3 separate regions of the Homo sapiens genome follow, and regions 2 and 3 are each linked to region 1. A link is a contact called in ENCODE Hi-C or POLR2A ChIA-PET data. All regions are on one chromosome and are shown on one strand. Each heading gives the region's core, a stretch centred on a gene start or an enhancer-like site at or near the end of the contact. The rest is flanking DNA. Distances are from core to core; before and after follow the strand shown.

Region 1 (3,287 bases), core at 471-2,970:
GCCAGACTTTATATATATGTTATATATATGAACCCAGGTTATATTTGTAAAATACTCACAACACTTTAACCAGTTTGACAAAATGCATTTTGAAATACTAATGTTCTACTGAAATTAACTGCCTTACACATTTTCAAGAATTAAATTCTGAGTATTTTTTTAAGATTTTTTTCCTCTGAAAAGCAGGCACTGAGGAGTCACCAAATCGCAACTGAATCTCTTTCTCGTAAATTCTACTTCAGAGAATAATTTTTAAATTCGGAACTCAAAGTATAATGTAAGCATTTCCACATAACAAAACCAGAAGTTTCTTCACAAAGCAAATCTACAGACTGAATAAAAATATTGTGTGTTTTATCACTCACTTTTACAAATAGAAATTGATGTTATAAGGCCAATTACTGACAGCCTTAATAAATGAAGGGAAATACACAAAATTATCAAATGTCTCAGAAGCAGCAGCTGGAGGCCTGAGGGAAAGAGACAGACAGACAAAAGGAAATGGGAGGGGAAGGAGATATATGAAGCTAACACGCTTAGACCGCACTAGACCTTAGCTCAGCCCCTGACCCACTATAATTTACTCAGTTATCTACATCGCCCAAAAAATTAGCGGTTGAAAAAGTAAATCGACCATTGTGGGCAATGATTTTAGGTTCTACATTTGGCTTGAGATTTGCCAGAAAGAAAAAGAACTAAATCAGAAAAAGATGTAAATAGCAAGAAGCGATGTGTGTAGAAGGGGGAGGGGAGGAGGGTAATGGAATAAAAGCGAAATGCGCTCAAGTCTCAGCACTAAAGCTACTCCGCGCGTACTACAGAGGCCGGGCCGCCACCGGGAGCTCTCCCCGTGCGGGGCAGGAGCGGGGGTCGCTGATGCTCCCCTGGCGACTCAGGGAAGGGGGTGGCGGGAGCCGGCGCCCCCGGGACACGCGCAGAGTGGCTCCGATTAACACCTTCCTCGCCGGGACCTGGAGCTCCGAGCGGGGCGCGCACGGGGGTGGGGCGGCGAGGAGCGTGTCCCCTCCCGAGGAAGGAGAAGACAGGAGAGGGGCGGACCGCATCCCCGTCCCCAGCCCAGGCGCGTCAATTACCCGTGAGGTTCCTCAGCACCGTCCCGTGGGCCCAGAGGCTCAGGACCTGCTGCACCGACAGGTTGATCATGGAGTGGTCGCCCCCCTCCGCCTTCATCTTCCCCGAGGGGCGCCCGCCGCCCTCTCCTCGGGTGCCGGGCGGCGGCGGCGGCTGCGAGGCTCGGGGGGCGGCGGCGGGTGCGCGGCTCCTCCAGGCCGCCGCCGCTGGTGGAGGCTGCGGGACGCCGGGCCGGGCGCTGCTGCTGCTGCAGCCGGAGGGCCTCCGTGGGGGGGCCGCTCAGCGTGTCTCCCAGGCAGCCCCCTCCCCGCCGGGGAGACATTGAGGACGGCGGACGGAGGAAGGAGGGGAGGGGGCCGGGCGCCGTCCTCGCGCGGCCCCCGAGCGAGGACTCGGGGCGGAGGAGGCCGCCGCCGCTCCCTCTCAGGGGCAGCGCCGCGCCGCGGGGACTGGACACGCGAGGAGGCCGAGGTCACGCCAGGAGGCCGGTGCTGATGGGCAGCCGGCAGGTGCAGCCCCCGACAGGGCCCAGCTCATCGCCGCCGGAGGACGGAGACGCGGGACCAGCCAGAGGCTGCGGCGGCACCTGCCGCCCGCCTGCCCGCCCTCGGGTCGCCGACACTCGAGGAACCGCCCCCTCCACCCGCAGCCGCCGGCGGGCCACTCGTGCACGCGCACGCGCGCGCCTCTCAGCGCCGGCCCCTCCTCCCCTGCGCTCCCCGGAGCCGCTGCGCATGCTCACTCCCCCGCTCCCCGCGACCCGCCGCCCTCCAACAGCCGGTCGGCCCCAAAGCCCTCCTTCTCGCTCTCCCCTCGCGCTGCAGCGCGCGTGGCTGACGGCGCCGAGCGACGGCCCGCAGTGGGGCGGAGGGAAGCGCGGTCTACGTCACTGGCGCCACCGCCGGGCCTTACTGCTGATTGGGCGCTCCAAGGGAACCGCCTCCACGCCCCCCACCCCCGGACCCCGGGCGCGCGCCCTGAGAGACCGGGAGACCTGGATCCCTCGCCCTGGCCCGGCTGGGTGCGCGCGGTGCGGGCGGCGTGGGCGGTGCGGGCATTTCGGGGGCCCGCGCTGCAGGGGCAGCCCTGACCCAAGGTGGGGCTGCTGAACTCGGTGAGGTGGATACTGTGACAGTTCAGATTTTTGCCTTAAAATGTAATGCTTTTTGATAAAGATGCTTATGTATAACTTTTTTAAAAAGGTGTCACTATCTCAGCATTTAGATATATTAATTTGCGGGGTTTTTTTTCTGAGCCTGAATCGAATGACCTGGATAGGTCACTTACTTGCAGAATGCATGTTAAAACCCCTAAAACACAAACAGACCTGCGTTATCATTCTGCTAATCCCTCTTCCCGCAGCAAGAACTTGGGCCTCCCGGGGTTCCAGGACCTGCCTGACATTACCTGTTTACTCCAGGCTCGGCAGGTGTCCTAATCCTCAAGGCCATCGCCGGCTCTAGCCCCCCTTTTTTTGATGGTAGTATTCTTTTATCTAAGTTGCGTCTGTTATTTTTTTCCCTCGAACTTAAACTAGATCTCTCTCCCCACGCTTTGCTGTCTGTCTTCATGTCCAGCGTTAGCCAGAGGAGCATCTAAAATCCAACTACAAGTTAAACTCCTCGAAATTGGAAACCTTCTAACTTTAAAAAATAAAAATTTAAGTTTTAGCAGTAACATAAATATGCAGTAGCCAGCCCCTCCCCCCACCTTTTTTCAACCCCTCTGCCATCTGGATAAAGAAAAATTTACAAAGAGAAGTGAAGAAATACCTGCTGTAGCTAAATCATGAAGTATATTTGACAAAGCACTGAAGGGTCAAATTACCTGTCAAATGGTGCTCTTGGTGACCACTTTAAAATAATATTTACATACACATTTATTTCTTTGTTTATTTGTATTTTCTTTTTGATGTCACAACATAAGAGAAATTTTTGCACCATTAATAGGAATTGAGCCAAAACTCTTAATGTAGAGTTTATCTTCCTCCTAGAATTTAGACTTAATTAGATCTATTAACAAGATTACAGAATATCAAACCTAAAAGAGCGCTTTAACATTTTTCTAATTTTATTTTACAGATAGGGAAACAGATTCTGTGAATTAAGTGACTTGACAGAGATGACAGCACTTCACAGCTCAGTTTCTGAATTCCTGGTCTATTATTCTTTCTAGCAACCACATTATCTTTCTTA
Region 2 (3,741 bases), core at 704-3,203, 2.3 Mb before region 1:
TCATACAATGGAATACTATTCAACAATTAAAAGCAACTAATTACTGATACAACAGCATGGATGAATCTCATTGATATTGAAGTCAGACGCAAAGCAGAAGAAAGACACAAGGCAATGCATATTGTAGGTCTCCATTTACATGAAGTTCAAAAAAAGACAAAACTAATCTATGGTCATTGAAATTTGAAAATAGTTGGCCGGGCGCGGTGGCTCACGCCTGTAATCCTAGCACGTTGGGAGGCCGAGGCGGGCAGATCACAAGGTGAGGAGTTCGAGACCAGCTTGGCCAATATGGTGAAACCCCGTCTCTACTAAAAATACAAAAATTAGCCAGGCGTGGTGGCAGACACCTGTAATCCCAGCTACTCAGGAGGCTGAGGCAGGAGAATTGCTTGAACCCGGGAGGCAGAGGACACAGTGAGCTGAGACTGCACCACTGCACTCCAGCCTGGGTGACAGAGCAAGACTCCGTCTCAAAAAAAAAAAGAGAAAATAGTTGCCTTGGGGTGGTGGTGGATTGTCTGGAAAACTGGCACAAAATAACTTTCTGGAGCAATGAAAATGTTCTAGATCTTGACTGGGTGGTATATACAACTGCTAAATGTCATCAAGTTGCTAAATGACATTTATCAACTGCTAAATGTCACCTAAGTCTGTGGAATTTACTGTATGCAAATTATACCTCAATTTTTAAAAATTACAAAGGACTAACATTAAAGTTTGTGCCACAGTTTAATCGTTCCTCTAATGTTGTGCACTATTTTCCCATTTTTTCACAATCACAAATTATGATACAATGACTATCTTTTGTGCATATGTGAAATTACCAATATTAAGCATTTTGACCCATAAAAATGACAAGTTTGTATAGTCAAACCTAGTAGATATTTAATATTTTGGATTATTCCCATTATCCCCATTTTTAGTTAGGTGACTTGAGAAAAGTTTACAAATTTTTGTTGATACTCATTGCTAAACTGCTTTTTCTACCAATTTTATAAATGTATACTCCTTTTACAAAAGTGTCTTAGGTTGGTGCAAAAGTAATTGCGGTTTTTGCCATTACTTGCAATGGCAAAAGCCGCAACTACTTTTGCACCAACCTATGACTTGAATCCTGTTTTTCAGTTCTTCAAATTTTGATAGACACTTATCTTGCACATCCATATGCACGCTCCTCTCTTCCCAGCACTTTGTACATCTCTCATGGCTCATAACACATTCTTCCATCACGTATGTGTACACATATGGCTGTATAGGAAAACAGCTTCTGGAGGATAAGAACAATTTGTTTTGCGGTTTTTTATTTTTAATAAAATCTCCTAGCTTGGTGCCTTATGCATTTCATTTATTTATTCAACTAACATCTTCCAAATTCACATAAGGGACCAGTTATCTGTGAATGGTGTAACAGGCCTTCAAAAAGTCCACGAAACTAAACATTACCAGTTTCAAATATACCCGACAGGTCTCATTTTAACATTCATGCCCCACGTTTTAAGTTCCCAGATTGCTACCTTCCCATGTTTTTGGTGCTCTAATCTGGAAACAAAAACTCTGAAAATTTAGTTTTGAATGTATTATGTGAGGGCCTTTCCCTGGGCCCTGCTAATAATTCCTTAAAATGCTCCCCAGAACCACATGTTTGGGGACTTAGGATAATCAGTGAAATCTAGGGCAGCCTGTCGGTCTGAGACTTTTCACAGGACTCTGAAGGGCACCGGGGTAATTCCTTTTTAAGGACAGCAGTGCAGTGAAAATGCAAATCGTGACAGCAACAAGCTCCTTCCAGTTCCGGAGTGCCCGCAGGCTCCTCCCGGTCGCCGCCGTCGCCTAGCGAATGGGGTGGGGGCTCGCACGGTCCCCGCATCTCGGAGCGCCACGGCGGGCTCCTGCCGCCCCGCCCCACCCCACCCCCGGCGCGCGTCCCGAGCCCCGCCCGCGCGCCCGGCAGGAAAGGGCGGTCCTGCGCTGTGGCCCACGCTCGCTCCCGCTGTCGGACTCTGGGCCTGGACCGCGCGTGGCCGGCGCCAAAAGCGAGAGGCATGAGCGCGCGCCCGGGCCAGTGAACTGCTCGGGGATGGACTGCGGCTCGGTCGGCGGCCAGAGGACCCAGCGCCTGCCCGGCCGCCAGCGGCTTCTCTTCTTGCCCGTGGGCCTCAGCGGAAGACCGGGCGGCAGCGAAACCTCAGCACGCCGCTGCCTCTCTGCGCTCTCCGACGGTCTGGGGGCGCTGCGCCCTCGCGCCCCGGCGGCCCGCGGCGGCGTGTCACGTGCCTCACCGCTGCTCCTCCTCCTGCTAGTGCCCTCCCCGCGCTTGGCCGCCGCAGCCCCGCGCCGGCAGCTCGGGGACTGGGAGCGCTCGCGCCTCGGGTATGCCGCACCCCCGGCCGGGCGCAGCAGCGCGTGGAGGTGCTCACCGGGCGTCGCCGCTGCCGCCGGCGCCCTTCCCCAGTACCACGGCCCGGCGCCTGCACTCGTTTCCTGCAGGAGAGGTGAGGCCCGGGCGGGAGAGGAGAGGGGGCTCGTCTCGCGGGGTTGGACGGCGGGGCGGGGATCTCAGCTACAGCCTCCCCGAGGAAAGGCCCGGCAGGCCGGAGGGCGGGTCCTCCAAGGCCACCGGCATCTGCCCGGAGCGTGGGTCGAAGGTCCGGGCCCGCCCTGCTCGGCCGCGGTGGCGGGGCTTAGCCCAGAAGAGACGAATTCCTGGGAATCCCGGGCGCTAAAGTTGGAGGGAGGTGCGTGCTGGGGCGGGGAGTTGGTGCCCGCCCACTCCTAGGGTCTGCTTTTGGGCGCCGCCTTCCAGGAGTTCTGTTTGGCAGCGCCCAGCCTGTTGGGCGTTCAAGGGGAAGGGGTGTGTATGTTTGAGCAGCAAAGCTCTGGGAAATGAAGGGATTGCTTTACAGTTTGATTTCAAATTCTGATGGAATCATTAATTCGTGGAGTCCTAGCGTCTGCCCTGTCCCTGGCGCTTTTCTAGATGTGTGAGATATATCAGTCCACAAAATCTTCCCTCTGGAGCTTAATTCTAGCAGAGCAGACGCAGTAAATATGTGTGTGTGGATATACGTATGCATAATTGATGTATATATAATTTATATATACAAATAATTTTTATATATTCGTAATTCGATGCCTGGTATAGAAAAATAGGATAAGGCTTGGGAAGTGGAATGGGTCTCCAGTTGTGAATTTAAATAGGGTGATCAGAATCGATTTCATTGAGAAGGTAGCATTTAATTAGAGTCATGCATCTCTTCAGGACAGTCGCCTACTGAGAAATGAGTCATTAGGCGACTTCTTCCTTGTGTGAATATTGTAGAGTGTGCTTACACAAACCTGGATGCTACAGCCTACTACACACCTAGACTATCAGGTAGAGGCTAGTGCTCCTAGGCTACAAACCTGAACAGCATGTTACCGTACTGAATACTAGAGGCAATCTGAACACAATGGTATTTGCGCATCTAAATGTAGAAAAGGTAGAGTAAAAATATGTATTATAGTCTCATAGACCACTGTCGTGTGTGCCCCTCTGTCCTGGGCTGAAAGGTAGTTGTGGGGCTCATGACTATTTAAAGGAGGTGAGAGAGATCACTGCCCTGGAGATGAGGAAAGTAAATAGAATCAATTTATTAGATAGCATATTGTTGATTAAAGAAAAAAATCATTTCTGATAATCAACAGACTTGGCAAAATTATCACTTTGGGCAGTCTATACATATTCATTAGTAGCCATCA
Region 3 (3,306 bases), core at 807-3,306, 2.6 Mb before region 1:
TACTTTTTAATTACTCCCCTGGGGGTATTAATAATGTTTTCTTTATTAAATAGTTACTCTCTGGAAGGGATAGTGGTTTCATGTTTTTCCCCGTTCTTTGAGATAACTAAGTCCCTGCCTGGTTAGCCCAGGGGCACTTTGATTTTCTTTATCTTAAGTTATTAAGGGAGAAAACAGAGATCAAGATAGACCTCTAACAACTCAGGATTTGGAATCAGACTGCTTCGTTCAAATCCCAACTCCACCATTTAGCTAGCTGTGCAAAAGTGGACAAGTTATTTCCCTCCCTAAGGCTCAGTTTCCTCACCTGTAAAGTAGGAATAGTAACAGTACTAATCCCTAAGTCCATTCTTCCGATGGATGGAAATGGATAATGTATGTAAATATTTACCTTGGAGCTTGGCACGTGGTGAGCATTCAAAAATTGTTTTTACAATATTTTTAAAAATACTATTGTTTTGACTATGAGAACAATTTCGGAATTGTTGTGTTCTCTGATCCCACAGTAAGTAAGGTACCAATGAAGTAGGAATATTTAACACCTTACTTTTATACACAATACAATGCTCTGAGGCAGCAGCACCATCCCCGTCATGCATAACTCATGAAGTGCTGGGCTGAATTCACAGAGCACCTTTGCAATTTATAGGGCAAAAATTAGGTGCCGTGAAGAATACACAGAAGTATGGATACAGCCACTGCCCCCCAGGGAACTGACCATCCAGTTAGGAGACACACACACAAAGAGATCACCGCAATGATGCCTTGTACTGTTAAGTGGCCAAAGACGTACAGTTTCTTATAGTATCTTTTATGGTGGGCAGAAGAACGCCCTGCATTTTGGGGAAAGCTACAAGTGCAGAGATTTGCCCCCGTGGTAAGACAGCAAATCAGTGAGAGCTACAGAGTAAGGTTGTAATATCATATTCATTTGGGTTAAAATGGAGGTGCTGTGGTAGCAGTGGCCTGACTTAAAGAAGGACCAGTGATATCAAACAGTAGCTGCTTGGCTTTGGAATGACACCATCATTGCCATCTTAGAATCTGAGAATGTTTCAGTCAAGAGGAAACCTTGAAAAAGCCTCCTTGTCACTCAGTCCACTTACAGTAGGAGCAGCAAGGCCTGTTCTTACACATGCGGGCTCCGGCTCATGCATCCACCTGATGCTCTCAAGGCTGCCAGAGGAAGGAGGAGGAGGGCTAGGGGAGGAAGCCAAGGGTATCCCACAAAGGAGATGACCACTGATAACTACCATGGATGAAATGGCCTAAGTCACTTCTGTGTCTTAGCCTTTCCTTTCAAATTGCCCCCTCCCCCTCCCATGTATCATGGGCATCACAGTCACAAAACACAAGAAATCAGAAGTCTGGAGACATTCCCCCTGTCCAATGCCCAAATCTAGGTCCCTGTTGCTTTCTTCCTGACCTGCTGGCCCACAACCACAGGTGGCCTCCAGAATTAATCCAAATGAGAGTCTCTGCCCTTCCAAAACATCTTAAGTGGATCATTCATCTCAGGCCACCTTCAGTGACAGGAAGGGGATTGAGGTCTGCGGAGAGCAAAACCTAATTCGGCCCTGTACCTGGATGCGGATGGGGTGGGGGAGGCGCGACGGGAGGCTGGGTACTCCAAGTTCAGCTGCGGGAGACGCCCCTCGCCCCCACCTGGCAGCCACAGAGGGTCGCCAGCCTAGGGGAGATGGTTCCTGCTGTCTTCAAATGAGCCCACCAAACCCCAGCCCGTGGGTATCGCAGCACCTACCTTGACCCAGGAGACCGTGTAGGGAACCTGCGGATCCCAGGGGGCGGTGCAGGGCAAGTCCACATCTTCGGAGCAAGCCACCTTCACCTCCGGCGTCGCGGGAGCCAGGCTGTAGGCTACAAGAAAGAGAGAGCGCGTCGTGAGCAAGCGACCGACGGGAGGGGGTGTCGTGGAGGGGCGGGGGGCGACAGGCGAGACAGGCGCTCGCGAGCCCTACCGCAGCTCAGGAGCAGAAGCTGGAGGCCGCGCGACATGGCTGGAGCGCTGCGCCGCTGCCACGAGCTGCAGAGCTGTGGCGCGCGGGCGCCGGCTGCCCTTTTATGCCCGCGCGTTCGGGAACTTCCCTGCGCGCCAGCCCGGGGGATTCCCCGGCGGGCAGCGGAAGCGGGTGGCGCGCCCTCCTAGTCCCGCTTAGGCCGGGGCGCCCCCGTCCCCGCCCCCTTCGCCCCCGTCCCCGCCCCCGTCCCCGCCCCCGTCGCACCCGCCGCCCTCGCCGCGTGCGCGTCCCCGCCCCCGCGCGCCCGGGCCGGGCGCCCCGAGTTCGCGTCGCTGCTGCGGCTGGCAGCGGCGACAGCAATCCCCGCGTGACGCCCAGCGCTGGGGGCTTTGCAGACCGCGCTCGCGCGCGTGACGCTGCCGTTGACCCGCAAAAGGAAGCCGGGAACCGGGCCATCCGAGCGGGATCTGCCCATTTTACGGAGGCCAAACCAGATTCCGAGAGGGTGGGCAACTTCCTCAGAAGCCCAGCCTGTCCTTGGGAACGCACTGGTGAACCCAAGTCCTCACTCTTCTCCAGAATCTGTGATAATCAAAGGCGCGTTAGATTTCCATGGAAACATACAAGTCTGTAGTACTTGGCTCCCTGCCTTCCCCGGGAGGTTATCAGTCAGTACCGTCCTGTTTAAATTATATCACCAAAGGAGAGTGTCTCCTATTAAAATAATAATTACACGCATACACAACATTTTTGGAAAAGAAAATTCTAGAAGACAATGAAATCACCTGTAATTCATCCAGGAAGTAACTTCAGTTAACATTTTTTTATATTATAAAATGTTTATAACATAACATAACGTAAAATATTTATAACATTTGTCAGTGCACAGATTGGTATTTTTAATGGTTTATTCTTCCTGCTATCTTGTAACCTACTTTCTTTTAGCTTAATAATTTGCAAGCGGTTCCACATCATTAAAAACTTCCAACAGCATCATTTTGGTCCATTGTTCAGTTGCACCATAAATTAGAATCGATTAGTGTTAGACATACAGGTTGTTTCTTTTTGTATTACTAATATTAGAAACAATACTGTGATTGCTATGGGAAACTTCAGTGTAGATAAATCTTTGCTCTAAAATTGCTTATTTTCTTAGAATAAATACCTCAAGGAAATTGTGCTAGGTGAAGGGGAGTTTCCAATTTTGTCAAATATTGCCAAAAAATTACCTGCAAGGAGGTGTCTTCAATCTATATTCCCATCTGCAAAGAGAGTGCCTGTTTGCCAACACAAACTGTTATCCAACCTTTCTATCTTTGTCCATCCA

The links. Hi-C counts contacts between places; a loop is a spot of excess contacts on that map. ChIA-PET counts read pairs that join two places held with the same protein, here RNA polymerase II (POLR2A). Pooled maps may share reads with other maps.
Region 2: a map of CD8-positive, alpha-beta T cell shows a loop between it and region 1 (38-fold over the local background). The contact joins the promoter of MCUR1 here to the promoter of TMEM170B in region 1. A Hi-C loop is called at or near these places in 3 of 168 maps with a recorded cell type or tissue (CD4-positive, alpha-beta T cell, CD8-positive, alpha-beta T cell and naive thymus-derived CD4-positive, alpha-beta T cell), 4 of 37 single-sample maps with no recorded cell type and 12 of 50 pooled maps.
Region 3: a loop to region 1 is called in a map of CD8-positive, alpha-beta T cell, with 33 times the contacts of the local background. The contact joins the promoter of CD83 here to the promoter of TMEM170B in region 1. A Hi-C loop is called at or near these places in 5 of 168 maps with a recorded cell type or tissue (CD4-positive, alpha-beta T cell, CD4-positive, alpha-beta memory T cell, CD8-positive, alpha-beta T cell and 1 more), 1 of 37 single-sample maps with no recorded cell type and 8 of 50 pooled maps. POLR2A ChIA-PET finds 5 or more read pairs at or near these places in 1 of 52 experiments (activated naive CD4-positive, alpha-beta T cell).

Annotation. Positions count from the first base shown.
Region 1 is chr6:11,536,182-11,539,468 of GRCh38, reverse strand. TMEM170B (transmembrane protein 170B) reads right to left here and starts at 1,720. Exons shown (of 3, transcript NM_001100829.3): 1 at 1,095-1,720. The coding sequence starts at 1,191. RefSeq lists silencers at 767-1,046, 1,057-1,136, 1,237-1,396, 1,427-2,256 and an enhancer at 926-1,427.
Region 2 is chr6:13,812,769-13,816,509 of GRCh38, reverse strand. MCUR1 (mitochondrial calcium uniporter regulator 1) reads left to right here and starts at 1,953. Exons shown (of 9, transcript NM_001031713.4): 1 at 1,953-2,495. The coding sequence starts at 2,081. LOC107986571 (a long non-coding RNA gene) reads right to left here and starts at 2,700. Exons shown (of 2, transcript XR_001743986.3): 1 at 2,421-2,700. RefSeq lists an enhancer at 1,486-1,585 and silencers at 1,746-2,015, 2,096-2,765.
Region 3 is chr6:14,116,522-14,119,827 of GRCh38, reverse strand. It overlaps CD83 (CD83 molecule), which reads right to left and starts at 2,056. Exons shown (of 5, transcript NM_004233.4): 1 at 1,980-2,056; 2 at 1,763-1,878. The coding sequence starts at 2,016. RefSeq lists cis regulatory regions at 759-1,259, 727-1,553, 1,124-1,624, 1,790-2,445, 1,629-2,445 and 1 more and silencers at 2,189-2,308, 2,436-2,730.